Linked DNA regions of Homo sapiens: regions 2, 3 and 4 are each linked to region 1. Evidence: chromatin contacts called from ENCODE Hi-C or POLR2A ChIA-PET data. All regions are on one chromosome and are shown on one strand. Each heading gives the region's core, a stretch centred on a gene start or an enhancer-like site at or near the end of the contact. The rest is flanking DNA. Distances are from core to core; before and after follow the strand shown.

Region 1 (2,514 bases), core at 7-2,506:
GGCCACCCTGCAAAGGGCTCACGAGCCTCCTGAGGAGGATGCATTTGATCAGGGTAACAGGAGTCAGCAGAGGGCTTTCCAAGGACAGGTTTGCCAAGAAGCGAGAACAGACTGAGGGGGGAACGATAGAGGCACTGGGTGTAGTCAGACACCACTGCAATGGTAGCCGAAAACCGCGCCGTGAGAAGACTCTGTGGGGAGGGTAACTAGGTGCATGAGAGTGAGAGGAGCGAAAAAAGCCTCGGATGGCTCCGAAGCTCCTGGCCCAGCTTCCAGGGGTTGGTGGCCCAGGACCGCCCCTGCACGCGGCCTCGGGTGCCTGCTCCAGGCAGACCTGCTTCTCTGGCCCATTCTCGGCACCAATCACTGTCCCATCCGCCCGTCAGCCAAGTCCTCTGAGTTCTTCCCGGAGCCCAGCACCCTGATGCAATTGTCCCTGCTCTGAAAACCCTCAGCAATCTATTGGGTCTTCAGTAGCATCTACTCTTTCTAGAAATGTCGAACAAGGTTTTTCGATTGTGCTGCACGTGTGGCAGACACAGAAACGGAAACGACCTTCCAGAGAACTGGCCAAAGGACGGGAGCTGCTCCAGTAACTGAAGGGCACAGACTGAGCGCTTCTGATGGAGTCGGGGAGGTCGCCGGCCCATCCACCGGCTGCCCGAGGGCCTCCCACTGACCTCCCCCGGCCGCCCTCCGAGGGGCCTCTGCTGACCTCGCCGTGCTGGGCACGCTCGGCTTTAGCGGGAAGCTGGGGGTCAGGTTCAAGGCTGTGAGGAGCCACTTCAGCCCGGGAATCTGAATTTTTTCTTCAAAAGCGCCTGTCCCCACAATGGGTTTGTACTGGGGAAAAAACCCACACACGGGATGAGGTGCCCGGCTTCTGTGAGGGTTCTGAGCACTTCGTTTTTCTTCCCTTTAGATTCTGACAACTGTGGACTAAAAGGGTTGCAGGCCCAGTGCCGGAATTCCAGTATCACCTTCCACCAGGCTCCTCACACGTCGACATGGCCCCCACTTGGTGGTCTGGCAGGCGTCGGCGGTTGGGGACGGCGCCCCGGGGACCCCGCGGCCCTAGCCTTCCCCGGCGCCCCGCGAACGCCCTCCGCGGCCCCAGCAGCTGAGCGCCTGGGTCCCTGAGAGGCACCCCAGGAGGGCGGCGCGGGCGGGTAACGTCACACACGCGCCGCATCCTGGATGCGCGTGCGCGGCAGCGGCCGAGACTCCGTTTCCCAGGGAGCCGCGCGGCGCGTCCACTTCCGGCAGGCGGCGGGGCCCGGAAGCGGCGCGCGGGGCCGGCGAATCCCGCGGCGCCAGGTGGGAGCGGGGCCGGAGCATGCGGGGCGGCCGGCGGTCTGCGGCGCGCGGCGCATTCGTTCCCCCGCGGCGGTGGCGGTGGCGCGCGGCGGCTCTCCAGTGAGCGGCGGAGCCCGGAGCGGCGGGCTGGGCGCCGGGCGGGCGGGGCTCGCGGCTGAGAGGCGGGCGGGCCGGGGGCGCCGGGCGCGGGGCCGCCATGTGGAGCGGCCGCAGCTCCTTCACCAGCTTGGTGGTGGGCGTGTTCGTGGTCTACGTGGTGCACACCTGCTGGGTCATGTACGGCATCGTCTACACCCGCCCGTGCTCCGGCGACGCCAACTGCATCCAGCCCTACCTGGCGCGGCGGCCCAAGCTGCAGGTGAGCGTCCGCGGGGCCGGGGGCCGGGCGGGTTGGGGTGGGGGCCTCTCCTCCAGGCCCCAGACGTCGCCTTCCCGTCCCAGTTCGGAGCTGTGGCCGCGCGAGTCGAGATGGAACCTTTCCTGGTTCCCCAGCGGCCAGGTCTTCCGCCCTCCAGCTGGCCGTGGGATTTGAGTGCGTCCTGCCAGGGCCTGGCCGAGCTGACTCTCGACGCCCCCTCCTTTCCAGCTGAGCGTGTACACCACGACGAGGTCCCACCTGGGTGCTGAGAACAACATCGACCTGGTCTTGAATGTGGAAGACTTTGATGTGGAGTCCAAATTTGAAAGGTATGGGCGTAGGACAAAATGCCAGTGAAAGGGAAAACATTACTCATGTTCAGATTGTTTAAAAGTTAGCTTTCTGTACATAACATGTTTATTTTAGAGAACTAGTCTTACCGAATGTCTTGAAGTGGTAGAATATCCTAACTGGAGGCCTATGCGTGGCCTGTAAACATTCAGCCTGGAAGGTGACAGGTGATGAATGTCGTTTAAGAAGTAGTTCTCAGCAGAGTGTGATGGCAGTGGGATGTCCTGGACGGGGAGGCTCCGAAGGAGCAGGGGCCACGCTTGGTGAACCAGTGGAGAGCAGACAACTCTGCAGTTTCACTACCGGGGACCAACTTGTCTTTTCCTGGTGGAAGTAGTTCGCTTAAGTTACTTGTGAGGGAAAAGAGATGAGGATAGAGGAAGCAATTTTGTAGAAAATCATAAATAAGTGACATGTGACGTTAGAATAGATCAATGTCCAAATATGTAGAGTATCTTAAAAATTACATCTGACATGGCCTAATTTTT
Region 2 (2,514 bases), core at 7-2,506, 150 kb before region 1:
AAAGTCAGGCTTTCAGTTTTGCTGAGTTGAGAAGCCACAGCTAGAAAGTGGGGGTTCTGTAGTGTGAAGCAGGCTGCAGGTGACCTGGCTGAATGTGGTGCTGTGGGCAGCAATGGCTTCGTGGTGCTTTCCTGGCACCCTTTCTCTTTACTCCCCATGTCCTTGTTGGGCCGAGCTCCCCGCCTCCTCTGTTCTGTCTCAGGAGGCAGGAGCCCCGTGCGAGCACAGGCTCTCACTTTTCAAAATAGATGGCTTGGGGCAATTTTCCGTTTCCCCATGCTAACCCTGGTGGCTTTTCTTGTCTGTGAATAATTGACTTGGCTTCAACAGGCGATAAATGGACCACAACGGACTCTTATTCTAGCAGCTGTACTTCAGAGACGCTTTCATATGTACATCTCATGCACGTGTGAAGTGTCCCGTGACAGTGACACGTTGGGGTTTCTGTCACCTCTGCTTCATGAGATCTTTGGGCATCTGGGTCTGTGGAGACTCACTGTGTATCATTCTGTGTATGTGTGCAGAGAGGGTGTGTATGTGTGTACATATGCGCATGTGAGTGTGCATACATATGTATGTGCATGCACGGGAGTAGGTACACGTGCATAGGCATGTGGTTGCATTACTGTGTGTATGTGAGCCACCAGTGCAAGTATGTATATGAGTGTGTACATGTGTATATGTGTGTGCTGTGTACCTGTGTGTGTTGCATGTGTGTACATGTGAGTGCATGTATATATGTGTGGATGGATGTCTGTATCGTGTGCACATACATGTACGTGTATGACAGTATGTACATGTGTATGAGTGTTGTGTCTCTGTGTACATGTATGTGTGTATATGTGCAAGTGTACGTGTGTACAGGTGTCCACATATGTATGATGTATGTACATATGTGTATGAGAGTATATGTGTGTACATATGTATGAGTGTGTGTGTGCATGTGAGTATATATGAGAGCGATGTCTGTGTATGTGTGTGAATGTGTGCATGTGTGGGAGTATGCACGGATGCTTGTGGGCACTCAAGCTGCCCGTGCTGCCTGGCATTGAATCCCACCCCTGGAGCCCCTGGCGTCTCCTTCAGCAGCACTGATGAAAGCTCCCTTGGTGCACAGTCCTGGGCTTGGCTTGGTGCTTGAAGGGAAACAGAAGAGAGAACAAACCCTGAATTCTGAACTCCCCAAGGGGAAACCTAGTCACAAAAGCACCGTAGTTAGGGACGTAAGGGATCAGGAGGAAACTGAATTTGAAGTAGCAGATTCAGAGTGTACCGCTGAATAATAATTACGTAGTCGGTTTGGGACTTAAGTTGGCTCACGTTATGCACTGCTCTGCAGTTTTGAATAGATTGATGTTGAGTTAAAGCATTTTTGCTGAATGTAAGTTAGTGTCATTCAAACCTTCCTAAAATAAAAATCTTAGGCTTTCAGTGAAAGAATGACACAGTTTCGCAAAAGGCACTATTTTAGGTTACTTTCAACACACACAGTGTTGTAAAAACCGTAGCATCGTTTTGCAAAACCCGACCATCTGGCGCTGAATCCTTGACCACGGGCCAAGTCCTGAGCTGGGCCAGGTCCTCCAGGGGCTGCCCCTTGGCTGACCGGATGGTTCAGATGGATGGTGCCCTTTCCTGAATGCTCTGTGTGGGAACACCTGTTCCCAAGTTTGGGGATGCCATCCCCATGATGACTCTAGGTACTCCCCGTATGTTGGCCTGGAGGTTGGAGCTTGAACTTGAGCATCAAACCACTTTATCTGGTCTCCCAGAAGCCAGCAGCTCCTGCCACCTGCGTCTCAGCCTGGGGCTGCCCCTCCACACCTGCCAGCCCAACACAGCCCTCCCACCAGCCACCCAGGGGCCGTCCCTGACCCAGCTAAGCCAGTCCACGTGGATCACCAGACTTGCCTCCTTGAAGCCCCGCCAGACGTGGCCCCAGGGCCCCTTCCTTTGCCCTACCCCACCGGCCTGGCACCGTAGCCAGCACTCAGGCTGTGTACATGTGTATAGGTCCTCTCCAGGGCCGGCTCCACTCTGCCTCTTGCCTCTGCTCACAGCAGAACATTTGGAACCTGCAGAGCCGGGGCCTGCGCCTGCCCCTCACGCTTAGACGTGTGGGCTTCCCCCACCCACCTCCACATGCCAGCTGGCTTGAGGAGATGCAGGCCTCAGCGGCCTTCCTCCTTTTCCCCCTGCATGTTCTGGGAGATTTCCTCCTCCTCATTTCCCAGTCTTTCCTGTGAGTTGCTTGTCTCCACAGTGACAGTCTTGGTTTCTGAGAGTGTTTTCTTGTTCTTTGATGCTCCTCAGCGCCCTGTTCTTCCAGACTCTCTTGGCGAGCGTGGTGGATGTTTTGCACCCCTCTTCTGATGCCCACCCTTTCTGTCTCCTTGGGGTCAGTCCTCTGCTTCTCTGCCATGCAGCTGCTCTGCTCACACGTCTCAGGATTCTTGGGTGTCGTCCGTGTGAGGGCGGTAGGACGGAGTGGATTTCCTGGGGGTGCTGATGGAG
Region 3 (2,514 bases), core at 11-2,510, 140 kb after region 1:
GCTGGAGGCGAAACTGATTCAGGAAAAGCCCATTTCTGTTTTTCTTTAAAAACCTTCACATCACAAAGCCCGCGTGAGAGACAGCAGCTCTCCATGGTGAGAAGGAACAGGGCCCCCTGAGGGCAGACTCCTCTAAACGGAGGCTGAGACCTTCACGGCCCCCCCGTGAACTGCCCCAGGGCAGCAGGAAGCCTGTTTCCCAAGGGTGCCCGGCCCTCCTGGACCTTCCGCTGAGAAAGCAGCAGGTTTATGAGGGCAGCAGCTTTGGGGTTCGCCAAGCCCAAGGCTGAGTTCAAGTGTGGGGGTCCTAGGTACAGCCCCCTGCCAGGCCTGGGAGCCACTTCTCAGATGCTCAGGACCACTGGGCAGGAACACAAATGTCACCTCTGTGCCAGCAGCGGCCATGCCTACCTGGGCCGCAGGAGCCAGAGGAACGAGGAGCAGTCAGGCTTGTGTGTTGGGTGGGCACAGCGGCTCCCGGCCTCCAGGCCTGAGGGCACCTGGCTCAAGAGCCAGGCCCGAGTCCACAGGCTCCGGCTACCCACTCTGCTCCTCTAGGGTCACCTGCCCCCAACCCAGCTACCTCCTCTGCTCCCTGCACTGGCAGGTGTCCGCCTGTGGGGCTGGGACGAGAGGTGATGCCCAGGAGGGCCCAGCCCCGCGTCCTCCGAGGAGGGGCTGTACCGGGAGAAACACCCTTCCCCCGGCCCCACCCTCAGGCCAGAACGTTCCAGGACTGCCAGTCTGGAACACAGGGCCCTCCCTGGAGCCCCACACGAAGTCTTGGGGTCGTGCCGGCCAGGCCCATCTCCTCACCAGCAGCCTAGGAACCGGGCACGGGGGCCCGTGGGGGCCCCAGCTCCCCCCACACCCTGCGGCTTCTCCTCTCCCCTCCGTGCTTGGGGAGCCGAGGGTCCGGGGAGGATGTCTGCCCAGGGCCTCTGCGTGTGTCTGTGCTTCCCTGGCCACGGCCTCGCCCGCAGCCCCGCCCGGCCAGCCTACCTCCTCCGTGGCTCTGACACAGGTAGGGGAAGCGCCACACGTTGCCGAGGCCCACGCAGAAGCCCAGGCAGGTGAGCATGTACTGCGCCTTGTTGTCCCACTTCGGCCGGGAGCTGGCCTCCTCCTGCTCGATGGTCTCCAGCTCAGCCAGGGACGGGATCCGGGCGTCTAGGCCGGGGTTGGGCAGCACGAGCCTCACCATGGTGGTCGCTGGACGGCTCCGCACACAGCAGGCAGGGCAGAAGCTGGAGGGCGAGTGGCCGTGGGCCGGGAGCCGGGCACTTTATAGAGAACCTTTGGCACCTCGCCCCAGGCACCTGGGCAGAACGGAGCCAGTCGTCAGCAGATCTGCAGGGTGCGTCTGCGGAGGGACTGTTAATGCCTTATCTGCAGAGACGCCCGGCCCCGGGGCCAGCAGAGCCACCCACTGCCTTCGGGCAACCGGAGGCTGCTCCGTGGGCGCTGGCCACCCCTCCCCCTGCACAAACGCACACACAAATGCGTACAAACGCCGGTGCACCCCGGGGAGAAAGAACCAAGGCAAACAGGATGCTGGCTCTGCCCCGGTCTGGGAGCCCCTGGCTGCCGCACACCCCCACCTGCAGGACGCCGGGTGGGCCTCTCCACAGCTCCCTGGAGCACAGGCATCCCCGGCCCCCACCCCAGTCCAGGGAGAGGGAACTCAGCGGGAGCAGGGGCCCTGGGGCAGCTCTTGGTCTGCTCACACCAAGCACAGCGAGGCCCTGGACCCCTCCAGCCTGGCTCTGGGCTCTAGACGGCTGCTCGGGGGCCCGGCTTCCCACCAGTCCCCACGGAACCACGGCTCCTTGGGATGTGGCCTGAATCAACCTGAGAGTGGGGTTCCCGTGGCTGTGCCCCCTGGGCCACAGTTTCATTCTGGGGTTCGTAATGAACTTCATAATGAACAGCTCACGCTGCCCAACCCCAGCCTGGATGCCCGGATCCCATCCCTGGCTGAGCTGGAGAACATCGAGCAGGAGGAGTTCAGCTCCCGGCCATAGGTTCAGGACCCAGAGCCACCCTCTAGGGCAGCCTCGTCCCCAAGGGCCCTCTGGGGTCACGGGGGATGGAGGGTCCTGTGTCATGGAACCTGCAGCCACCCCAGATCCCCACCTTCCCGGTGACTGCACGGTTTCTGTCCTTCTGTGGAGCACTTTGTGGGGGGCAGTCCTGTGCCGGGCATGGGACAGCGAAGGAGATGGTGTTCCTGCTCCCCAGCAAAGAGGCCGTGCAGGGAAGCCACAGGGCTGACCACGGGGTCCAGGAGGGGCAGGAGGAACGTTGCGGGGAGTTCAGGAGAGGATCCTGGGGGTTGTGTCTCCAAAGCCAGAGTGGGATTCTCTCCTGGTTTTCCGCACAGGGAGTTGGAGGCCATCCTCTGTCGGGCGCTGCCCGTTTGGGCCCCCACTTGGGCCTCCCCTCACGTCTCTCCCATCTAGGAGACCTCAAGCTCTGGAATCCCGGACCAGCCTTCCTGAGGCCAGGGACGGT
Region 4 (2,514 bases), core at 10-2,509, 140 kb before region 1:
ACTGGATGCACCAAGAAGCACTAGCTTAGCCGTCAGGGGAGCAGAAGGTCCACCCCAGGGTGACGGTGTCTGGGCCTCTGCCGTCACGGCCCCTGCTGTGTGGTCCCTGCCCGGCGGCACTGAGGCTGAAGATGGGACTTCAGAGCACCCGGGGTGGGGGGGCCCTGCACATGCACCGTGGTTGGGGGAACACTCAGAGCAGTTGGAGAGAGCGGTGGGCAGGAGAGGGCCGGGGTCCCGGGTGCACACTGGAATTGGTGTCCCCAGGTCTGTGAGGAAAGCGGAGAGCATGGAGGGAGGGAGGACCCTTTTCCCAGGTTCTAGGGGCTCTGGGAACCTATAAGAGGGGGCTCTGAGTCCTCAGGGACTCTGGGGATCTTGGGGGAACTCTGGGGACCTGTAAGGTGGTGGTTCTCTGGGTCCTTAGAGGCTCTGGGGACCTCAGGCTGGGGGGCTGGTCCGAGTCCTGGATCCTCAGGGACTCTGGGAAGCTGGAGCTCTAGCACCCTCCTCCCTTCCCCCTGGCTGCAGCGCCTCTGTGGGGTGGGAGGTGCAGGGAGAGGCCGGCACACGCAGGTGCTTGGTGCAGGCCCTGGGTGCAGGCCCCATGCTGACTGACCCTGCCTCTTCCTCCCCAGGACACCATCACATGGACGTGGCAAGGACCTGGAGCGTAAGTTGAACGCCGTGTCGTCCTCTTTGTCCTGTTGTTCCATGAACACGTAGGGGCTGCTTGGGGTCTGCTGTGCACGCTAGTTACTTTTGCAGTTGTGAAAGCAGGTGTGGGACAGCCGTTAGGTTCAGCCCATTGTGAAAACTAAACGTACAGATGTGGCCCAGGCCTGACACTCCTGGATTCTGGGGTCTTAAGTTGCACGTCTTCAGTACCAGCAGGAAGGGAACTGTGAGTCTTGCATTCGGCTCTCGAGTTTGCCAGCTCAGTAATTACGATCGTCCACCTGGTGGCCCCTGGTAAGGAAAGTGGAGATTTAGGGGTGTCTGGGGGGACCCCGTCTGCACAGGCACAGAGACTGAGTAGTGCTGGGTGGGAGGCCAGCCCCTGCTGTGAGTCAGTGTCCCTGTCCCCCCAGCAGAGACACCGAAGGTCAGTTATGCAACAATGAACAACCCCACGGAAACGGGAACGAGCCCCAGAGGAGAAGCCCGGGGCCACAGGCTGGTCAGGGCCTCCTGGGTGCTGACGTCTGAGCTGACGTCGGGAGGGCAGAGGGAGCGGGAAAGTCCAAGAGAGAGCAGCTCCATTCCAGGCGTTTGGGAGGATGTGGGTCCGCTGGTGCTTTCAGGTGAAGGTGTTGAGGTCAGCGCTTCCCAGGCTGGCGTGTGGAGGCTCCCAGCTGGGAGCAGAGCTGGGAGGGGGCTCTGGGGGGTATAGGGGTTCTGGGGTCCCGGGGGCCTAGGGCTGGGGCTGGCATGACAGGGCAGAAAGAGGGTTGGGGCACTGGGCTGTCGGAGGCGTGAGTGTGGCCCTGGGAGCAGCTCCAAATGTCTCCCATGTCAACTCCTGCGGCAAAGGCATGGTGATCCTGGTTCTGAGGTTGGGAACTCTGGATCCAGGCTGGAGGGGTGGCATGACTCAGGGCCTGTGCTGCCTGGGGACAGCGAGGAGGGACAGGTGTGGAGGGACAGGTGTGGGCTGTACGAGGTCTCCTGAGCTGGAGAACAAGCAGGAGATGGTGTCTTGCTAGACGAACCAAGGACATAAGCAGGTGTTGAATCGGAAAAGCAGCATTTCCACCCACGGCTGTACGTCACACTGGGGCTCGGGCTGGGTGGGCACGGCACCCCCTCCGTGGGAGCGTTGACTGCCCAGTAGCGCCCTCTGGAGGGCGCGTCTGGAGGTTTCACCCCAGAATTGGGAGTAATTTACTTGTTAACCCGAGTTGTAAATCTGCTCAACATTGTGCAATCTGTTTTTAAGGCTGGAAATCCTGTGGCTCACGCTGTGTCAGTTTCACAACCAAGTGGAAATCGAGGTTCGTATGGATACAGAGTTACACAGCGCTCTTCACAGTGGTTGATGCAGACACGAGCTTACACCAGGATGCCCAGATAAGCCTTGTACAATGTGGCATATCACCTGTCTTGCTTTCCCATCTTTCCGTTTCTCAGGGCTCCTTCGAGGAGCCTCTGGTTGCTTTACCTCAATGACTTTATGTCTCTCTTATGAGTCTGAACCACTTGGATAAGATTTGGGTTTTTGTTTTTTGTTTTTCTGAGACAGCATTTTGTCTTGCTCTGTTGCCCAGGCTGGAGTGTAGCGATGGGCTCACTGCAGCCTCGACCTCCTGGGCCCAAGTGATCTCCCTGCCTCAGCCTCCCACGTAATTGGACCACAGGCACACGCCATGCCTAGCTAATTTTTGTAGAGATGGGTCTCACTTTGTTGCCTAGGCTGGTCTCAAACTCCTGGGCTCAAGCAGTCCTCCCGCCTTGGCCTCCTAAAGTGCGGGGATCACAGGCGTGAACTACCACACCCAGCTGGAAAGGATTTTT

The links. Hi-C counts contacts between places; a loop is a spot of excess contacts on that map. ChIA-PET counts read pairs that join two places held with the same protein, here RNA polymerase II (POLR2A). Pooled maps may share reads with other maps.
Region 2: a map of GM12878 shows a loop between it and region 1 (2.3-fold over the local background). The contact joins the enhancer-like site here to the promoter of CLPTM1L in region 1. A Hi-C loop is called at or near these places in 2 of 168 maps with a recorded cell type or tissue (B cell and GM12878), 17 of 37 single-sample maps with no recorded cell type and 5 of 50 pooled maps. POLR2A ChIA-PET finds 5 or more read pairs at or near these places in 6 of 52 experiments (GM12878, H1, HEK293 and 3 more).
Region 3: a loop to region 1 is called in a map of PC-9, with 2.2 times the contacts of the local background. The contact joins the promoter of SLC6A19 here to the promoter of CLPTM1L in region 1. A Hi-C loop is called at or near these places in 3 of 168 maps with a recorded cell type or tissue (Calu3, MCF 10A and PC-9) and 5 of 50 pooled maps.
Region 4: a loop to region 1 is called in a map of B cell, with 2.7 times the contacts of the local background. The contact joins the enhancer-like site here to the promoter of CLPTM1L in region 1. A Hi-C loop is called at or near these places in 3 of 168 maps with a recorded cell type or tissue (B cell, CD14-positive monocyte and chondrocyte), 8 of 37 single-sample maps with no recorded cell type and 4 of 50 pooled maps. POLR2A ChIA-PET finds 5 or more read pairs at or near these places in 4 of 52 experiments (H1, PC-9, activated B cell and 1 more).

Annotation. Positions count from the first base shown.
Region 1 is chr5:1,343,841-1,346,354 of GRCh38, reverse strand. It overlaps CLPTM1L (CLPTM1 like), which reads left to right and starts at 1,256. Exons shown (of 17, transcript NM_030782.5): 1 at 1,256-1,675; 2 at 1,904-2,004. The coding sequence starts at 1,514.
Region 2 is chr5:1,496,958-1,499,471 of GRCh38, reverse strand. All of the region lies in intron 2 of LPCAT1 (lysophosphatidylcholine acyltransferase 1), which reads left to right. Among named protein-coding and RNA genes, the nearest start is that of MIR6075, 13 kb to the left of the region's middle. Within about 2 kb of position 1,256, at least 6 of the 41 ENCODE cell types and tissues checked have a DNase peak (open chromatin) inside an H3K27ac peak, as active enhancers do; they include B cell and GM12878, where a contact is called at or near this core.
Region 3 is chr5:1,200,341-1,202,854 of GRCh38, reverse strand. SLC6A19 (solute carrier family 6 member 19) reads right to left here and starts at 1,260. Exons shown (of 12, transcript NM_001003841.3): 1 at 1,003-1,260. The coding sequence starts at 1,204.
Region 4 is chr5:1,479,101-1,481,614 of GRCh38, reverse strand. LPCAT1 (lysophosphatidylcholine acyltransferase 1) reads left to right here. Exons shown (of 14, transcript NM_024830.5): 7 at 639-673; 8 at 1,940-1,994. Among named protein-coding and RNA genes, the nearest start is that of MIR6075, 30 kb to the left of the region's middle. Within about 2 kb of position 1,259, at least 11 of the 41 ENCODE cell types and tissues checked have a DNase peak (open chromatin) inside an H3K27ac peak, as active enhancers do; they include B cell and CD14-positive monocyte, where a contact is called at or near this core.